Regions from separate parts of the Homo sapiens genome. Here region 1 is linked to region 2. Evidence: chromatin contacts called from ENCODE POLR2A ChIA-PET data. All regions are on one chromosome and are shown on one strand. Each heading gives the region's core, a stretch centred on a gene start or an enhancer-like site at or near the end of the contact. The rest is flanking DNA. Distances are from core to core; before and after follow the strand shown.

Evidence for each region. ChIA-PET counts read pairs that join two places held with the same protein, here RNA polymerase II (POLR2A).
Region 1: POLR2A ChIA-PET joins it to region 2 with 18 read pairs in OCI-LY7. The contact joins the enhancer-like site here to the promoter of AKTIP in region 2. POLR2A ChIA-PET finds 5 or more read pairs at or near these places in 2 of 52 experiments (OCI-LY7 and naive thymus-derived CD8-positive, alpha-beta T cell).

What each region holds. Positions count from the first base shown.
Region 1 is chr16:71,898,078-71,901,772 of GRCh38, reverse strand. All of the region lies in intron 1 of IST1 (IST1 factor associated with ESCRT-III), which reads right to left. Among named protein-coding and RNA genes, the nearest start is that of IST1, 4.4 kb to the right of the region's middle. Within about 2 kb of position 1,277, at least 3 of the 41 ENCODE cell types and tissues checked have a DNase peak (open chromatin) inside an H3K27ac peak, as active enhancers do.
Region 2 is chr16:53,501,917-53,505,215 of GRCh38, reverse strand. AKTIP (AKT interacting protein) reads left to right here and starts at 2,007. Exons shown (of 10, transcript NM_022476.4): 1 at 2,007-2,069. LOC124903690 (a long non-coding RNA gene) reads right to left here and starts at 836. Exons shown (of 2, transcript XR_007065069.1): 1 at 796-836; 2 at 1-475. RefSeq lists silencers at 840-929, 1,650-1,889, 1,910-1,979, 2,240-2,539 and enhancers at 1,250-1,349, 1,810-2,309, 2,310-2,811.

The DNA of each region.
Region 1 (3,695 bases), core at 28-2,527, about 18 Mb before region 2:
CATGCTTTTAAAAAAATTCTACAAATTTACATAATCTAGTTTTGTTTTAGAATTAAGGAAAGAAAAGCAATTTGCTAAACTATTTTGTTAAGTACTGAGGATTTTTCAACTCCTATTCAACAGATCCCCATTTTACGAAGAAACTAATCATTAAAGACAATGACAGTAAACCACAAAAGTAGTAACTAAAGGATATATCCTAAATGATTACCAGTACATTAAATAAATCAGACTAAAAACGAATTTAAAGCAAAAGACTACGCAGGGCGCGGTGGCTCACACCTGTAATCCCAGCACTTTGGGAGGCCGAGGTGGGTGGATCACGAGGTCAGGAGATCGAGACCATTCTGGCTAACGCAGTGAAACCCCATCTCTACTAAAAACACAAAAAATTAGCTGGGTGTGGTGATGGGTGCCTGTAGTCCCAGCTATTTGGGAGGGTGAGGCAGGAGAATGGCGTGAACCCGGGAGGTGGAGCTTGCAGTGAGCCGAGATCGTGCTACTGCACTCCAGCCTGGGCGACAGAGCAAGATTCCGTCTCAAAAAAAAAGAAAAAAAACCAAAAGACTGACTTAATTACTATCTCAGAATTTGAACCTGTTTCCAAAGCTAAACATAACATAAACTTTGTTATCCTGTATGATTAGGAACATTAATTTTGGAAATAATAACCTAAAAGTTAATAAAATATTCTAGTCAACATTTACTATTCATATATACATTAACAAACATAAACAAATTTTTATACATATGTGATTATATACACATCACATACTAACATTGTCCAGTAAGTAATCTAAAATTCTTTTTGTGATTCAGACGTTACTCTAAAATCACTGTGCTTCAACATCTTTACTGTCATTCACTCACTCACCAAATATTTATTGAGTGCTATTCTATTAAGCACTGTGCTAAGCCACTGTCTACAACAGACATTCAAATGAGAGCTTCCCTAGCCTTCAAGGGGCTCACAATCAAATGGGTATAGCTGACATAAAAACAACTATAAGACAAGTAAGCAATTATAACATAAACTCTAAAAAATGGTTATGAACTAGTGACCACAATCCTAGTTCTCGGTATTCTGTTTATATACATATATACTTATCTTTATTAGTGTAACACCATTATTTTTATTAGTGTCACACATGGATCAGCAGCCCAATCCTTCACTTTACTCCAATTCTTAACACTGGCATAGCAAACCCATCTAGTTCCTCTTTTATCACTCAGCTCGCTGAGACTTCGCGAGCTAGTTAGCCTCCCCATCCTGAATAAGCAAAGTAAAACCATGGACTGAGTCCTTCCTCTTAGGATATCTGGAGGAGGAAAAGAATCAGAACTGCTGCCCAAAATAGTGAAGCTGCCCAGAAGTAGTGATCCTGAAAGCTCTATTCAAAGTAGTAGCAGCTAAAAGTAGCCAAAAAAAAAAAAAAAAAAAAAAAGACTTCCTAAGGGAGTAAACTCAGTGTTTGTAGCTCTAAAAGTACGAAGTGAGGAGGGGAGAGAGCAAGGTCAAGACTGGCTACAGACACTCCAATACGTACAAAAGCTTTTGGTTTTGACGTGTGTTATTTTATTTATTCTGATCTTTTTTTTTTTTTTTGAGACCGAGTTTCACTCTTGTTGCCCAGGCTGGAATGCAATGGTGCGATTTCAGCCTACTGCAACCTCCACCTCCCAGGTCCAAGCGATTCTCCTGCCTCAACCTCCCAGGTAGCTAGGATTACAGGTGTCTGCCATCACGCCCAGCTAATTTTTTTTTTTTTTTTTTTTGAGACAGAGTCTTGTTCTGTCGCCGAGGCTAGAGTGCAGTGGCGCAATCTTGGCTCACTACTACCTCTGCCTCAGCCTCCCGAGTAGCTGGGACTACAGGCACCCACCACCATACCCAGCTAATTTTTTATATTTTTAGTAGAGACAGGGTTTCACCGTGTTAGCCAGGATGGTCTCGATCTCCTGACCTTGTGATCCACCCGCCTCGGCCTCCCGAAGTGCTGGGATTACAGGCGTTAGCCACCATGCCCGGCTGTTCGCCCAGCTAATTTTTTCTATTTTTAGTAGAGACAGGGTTTCACCATGTTGGCTAGGCTGGTCTCAAACTCCTGACCTCAGGTGATCCACCCGCCTCGGCCTCCCAGAGTGCTGGGATTACAGGTATGAGCCACCACTCCCAGCCTGAGGTTTCTTTTGTTGTTGTTCTTATAAAAGAAGTAATTTGAACAAATTTTGGTATGACCACTGTATCGCAGTTATGAAGATGTGATGTTAGAGTAGAAACAGACACAATGAGGTGCTAGGACACATTTCCAAGATAATACAGCCCAATTCCTTTATCTTTTTAAAAATTTTTATTAGCAGAGATGGGGCCTTGCTATGTTGCCCAGGCTGGTCTCCCAACTCTTGGGCTCAGCAATCCTCCCGCCTCAACCTCCCGAAGTGCTGGGATTACAGGCATGAGCCGCCACACCTGGTGGTCCAATTCCTTTAGAAGCATTACATGTACAAGTGGCACAAAGTTCACTGTGTATTTTCACACTATAATAAAATCTTCACTGGTCAAACTAAGACTGAAAATTAATTTAAAAAAAAAACTGTAAGATCAACAGCATCATGTGTTATTCACAAGAAAATAAGGCTTCAGAATTCAGAGACCATCAAAATTTTCTTGAAGGAGCTATAAATACTGAAATGCACAGGCATAAAGAAAGTATCTTCATCTTGTTCTCAATAAAATTGAGATAAAAACATTATGGGAAATTCATTGGGTCTTTTACCAAGAGTGTTTCTTTTTTTTTTTTTTTTTTTGAGATAGAGGCTTGCTCTGCTGCCCAGGCTGGAGTGCAGCGGTGCCATCTCGGCTCACTGCAATCTCCGCCTCCTAGGTTCAAGTGATTCTCCTGCCTCAGCCTCCCGAGTAGCTGGGAGAACAGGCACCCCGCTAATTTTTTTATTTTTAGTAGCGACGAGGTTTCGCCATGTTGACCAGGCTGGTCTCCAACGCCTGATGTCCTGATCTGCCCGCCTTGGCCTCCCAAAGTGCTGGGATTACAGGCGTGAGCCACCACTCCTGGCCTCAGTGTTTCCTTTTTTGTTTTTTTTTTTTTTTTAAGACAGAGTCTCACTCTGTGGCCCAAGCTGGATCTTGGCTCACTGCAACCTCCACCTCCTGGGTTCAAGCAATTCTCCTGCCTCAGCCTCCCAAGTATTACAGGCGCCCGCCACCATGCCCAACTAATTTTTGTATTTACAGTAGAGAGGGGGTTTCACCATGTTGGCCAGGCTGGTCTTGAACTCCTAACCTCACATGATCCGTTCACCTCAGCCTCTCAAAGTGCTGGGATTACAGGCATGAGCCACAGTGCCCCGCACCAAGAGAGTTTCTTTTTTTTTTTTTTTTTTCTGAGAGAGAGAGTGTCTCTGTCACCAGGCAGGTGGTGCAATCTTGGCACATTGCAACCTCCACCTCCCAGGTTCAAATGATTCCCCTGCCTTGGCCTCCCAAGTAGCTGGGATTACAGGTGCCCACCACCACACCTGGCTAATTTTTTTGTATTTTTAGTAGAGAAGGGGTTTTACCATGTTGGCCAGGCTGGTCTCAAACTCTTTACCTCAAGTGATCTGCCTGCCTCAGCCTCCCAAAGTGCTGGGATTACAGGCGTGAGCCACGGTGCCTGGCCAAGGGTTTTTCTTAA
Region 2 (3,299 bases), core at 758-3,257:
AATCTCAGCCCAAGTCGATCATGGCGGACTCCTTCCACTTGCCGTTGACTGGGTTTCGTTGTGGCCAGAGACTTACTTCTGGCCATTGAAACCTGCAGGCATTTCTTCTGCGGAGCTTCTGGGAAAGGTAGTCATGTATTTCAAAAGGGACCACTGGAAGAAAGGGATACTTTTAATTTTGTGAGATCCTGGGTGTGCCGCGGCCATCTTGCTACCAGCCTGAAAGTGCAATTCCAGGGACTGCAAGGAAAGCAGAGCCTGAAGACCAGGGCACCACCTCTGGAGACAATCCTCCCATGGGAGAGAAATCCCCTTGCTAAGTAAGCCGGTTTGAGTTGGCTTTCCTGCCATGTGCAGTCTGATGCTGGTGTGCGTCTGAGTCATCCGGTGCCAAGTACGCAGTTGATGACATGCATTGGAAGCTCAGTGGATAGATGTGAGCTGGAGAAATACCTATGTGGGTCCTCGGTGAAAACTGAAGGTTGGGGAAAGGAGGAAAGCAGAAAAAAAGCTTTGCAGAGGATAATGAGCTTCAAAGAAGATTGGGAGGAAATGGGCCACAGAGGTGCCAAAGGAGACCACCTGTGGCCTGAAAAAAGGATTTCCTGCTTGCCTGCCTTTCTGTATTAAGACTCGTATTAAAAGGCATGATAACATTCCTAAATGTGTCCTAAGGGGACAAAAGGAAGTGGCTCAGAAGTGTTTTCAGCTAGGGGAGGAAGCTGGGTTTCAGAACCAACCCTTGGGATTAACATCAGGAGAATTTGGCTTCCTGCCCTTTAATAAGTCACTTACCAGAATCTCAGAGGCAACCAAAAATGGACCAAACAACCCGGCCAGAGAATGCGGCTTCTGAGTGTAAGACACTGAGGCGGTGTCACAGACAGGTCAGTGCCTCTGGTGTCTAGAAAAGGGGCAGGGGCTTGCGGGGAGAGGGCTGTCGCGCAAGTGTGGAAGTGGAGTGCCGAGATTGGACGGACTAACCACGGGGAGGCACCGTTGGTAAGAACAGGCCTGGAAAGCAGCTGGCAGCAGTCACAGAATTAGGCCAGAGAGAGACCTCCATGGGAAAGCAGACGGGAGGTCCAAATGAGAGCGTGTGAATTAAAAAAAAAAAAAAAAAAAAAGACCAGGAACTATGTTGCTATGGGAGAGGTTCTCCAACTTCAGTGTGCGCCAGAATCAGCAGCGAACTGTGACAGATGTGGATTCCTGGTCCTCAGCCTCCCCCCTCCCCCCAGCCCCCGGCCCCCACTCGGATGCTGCAGGTCGGGGCCGACACACACAGATTTACAAAGCTCCTCTGGCTGCTCTAGTGCCCAGGGCCCACTTGGAGCTGAGCTCCCTTCAGCTCCAGCCTTCAGCTCCTGCACTGATGGAGAGAACGGGCGTTTCTTGATGCCACGCCAAGTGTCCTTCTGACCCCTGGTACCCTGTGGGCCCGACGTGGCGGCCTCGGGCCTCGCAGCGCCGCCCAACGCAGTAGGACCTAGCGATGGGAGCCACTGGGCAGTCGCGCGGCCCGGCCCTCCCCAAAAGCTTGGCTTGCAGACGTTAGCGTATGCCCCAGCCCCTGCGCATGGCGGTTGCGCTGTGGGCTGTGCGAATAAACCTCCGGGAAGGTCTCCGTGGTGACTGGCAGACGCCCTGGCCAATTGTGACCCGGCGCTTGTTTGTCTCTGCCCCATCCCTCCCCGGGGGGCCGATACTTCCATGACTGACAGGCCGTCCCAGGCGCTGTTACGTAAGGGGAGGGTCAAGTGCAGTCCCACCCAAACCGGGGTGATTTGATTTGCAGGACCGAGTGTGTTCTTCCCAACGCCCCCGGAAGAACGTCTTTGACGGGCAGGTGTGAGAGCCAGTTGGCGCCGGGAGGCCAGGCGGAAGCCTCGGGCCCCAGGATCGTGCAGCAGGGGGCGGAGCCCGCTGCCGAGGGCAGGGCAGGGCAGGGCAGGGCGGGGTGGGGCGGGGCGGGGATCAAGCAGGGGCAGGGCTGGCGCTGCGGCGGGAGATGCTGTCGGGCCGCGGCGGCGCTTGGCAGCCAGGAGCTCTGCATTGAAGGCACTGGGGTGAGGCTTACTGCCCGGCAGGCTGGTGGGTACGCGAGGGCTGAGGTGTCTGTAAATCTGGCCGCCAGCCTCCACGGGCCCGGCATTTGTCCATCTTTCTAGGCGCTCGCGACTCGGCGACGGCGGCCGCAGTGGGACACGGAGGCGGGGCCGGGCACCTGTGCGCGTTTGCAGGCACCTGCTGCGCTGGCCGCCTCGCAGCCCGGGACTGCTGCTGGGGACTGCGGCTGGAGCTGGGCTGGCCCGGCCCGAGGGAGAGGGGGGCCCAGCTGGCTCGCCCCGGCCCGTGCCCGCCCTCCCCGGCCGGGTCCCGACCCCGAGCTCTGGTTAAGGGGGCGTCGCCGGGCCCCAGAGCCCCCCCACTGGAGGGGCCCGCGGCTCCCGGGCCAGCATCGAGCTAGCTGCGAGGCCAGGACAGGGCCCCCGCCTTGCATCACCTCGAGACAGGTTTGTCCAGATTCCCTGAGTGCTCAGAGACGGGTTTCCGCCCGCGGTGAGGGTGCCGGTCCGAGGCCGCCGCGGGTCCCGGCTGTCCCCAGCGAGCCTGGCCCGGGCCGTTTTCATCTTTTTTTTTCTGGCCCCTGCTCTGTCTCCTCTTAACGTGTAATTTCTTAAGTCCGATTCGGGGTGATGTGAGTGCGCTGTGGCATGTAGAGTAACAGCAGCACTCATGTTTTAGCCTAGTTTTAGCTCTGCCACGCACTGTCATTCGCGCAGGCTGAAGACCCAGACTTCTCAGCTGGGTGATGTAAAGGAATGCAGCCGTGGCCAAACAGGCAGAAATTCTAAAATTGTTTCCAAGTGACAAGGATGTAACATGTCTTGCTTCCATCTATGTCATTCCTCTCAGAACATGTATGCTGTGCTTGTCCTAGACTAGACCCTGAAAAGTGTGCTACAGTTTCTCGTGATTATGTTGCTGCTGGAAACATTGGATTAAAAGATCCATAGCAAAGTTAGGCAGCAGAAGACAATACCTCCTGCTTAATGACAGGCAGAACTGGGGACAAAATTTACTGGATTCTTAAAGAGAATCCTAACGCGTTAGACCTTTAAGAGACTTTACAGGTTTGCACCAGCCCATTAAATGTATGTTGTGGAGCACACCACTGTGTCCCAAGGGATCCGGTCCCGTGTTAGGTGTGTCCTAGAGGACACTGGGGTGCTGCACATTACTGCTAGATCTGAAAATCAGTGTCTTCATTTGAGCCAAAGGGGAACATGCCCCCG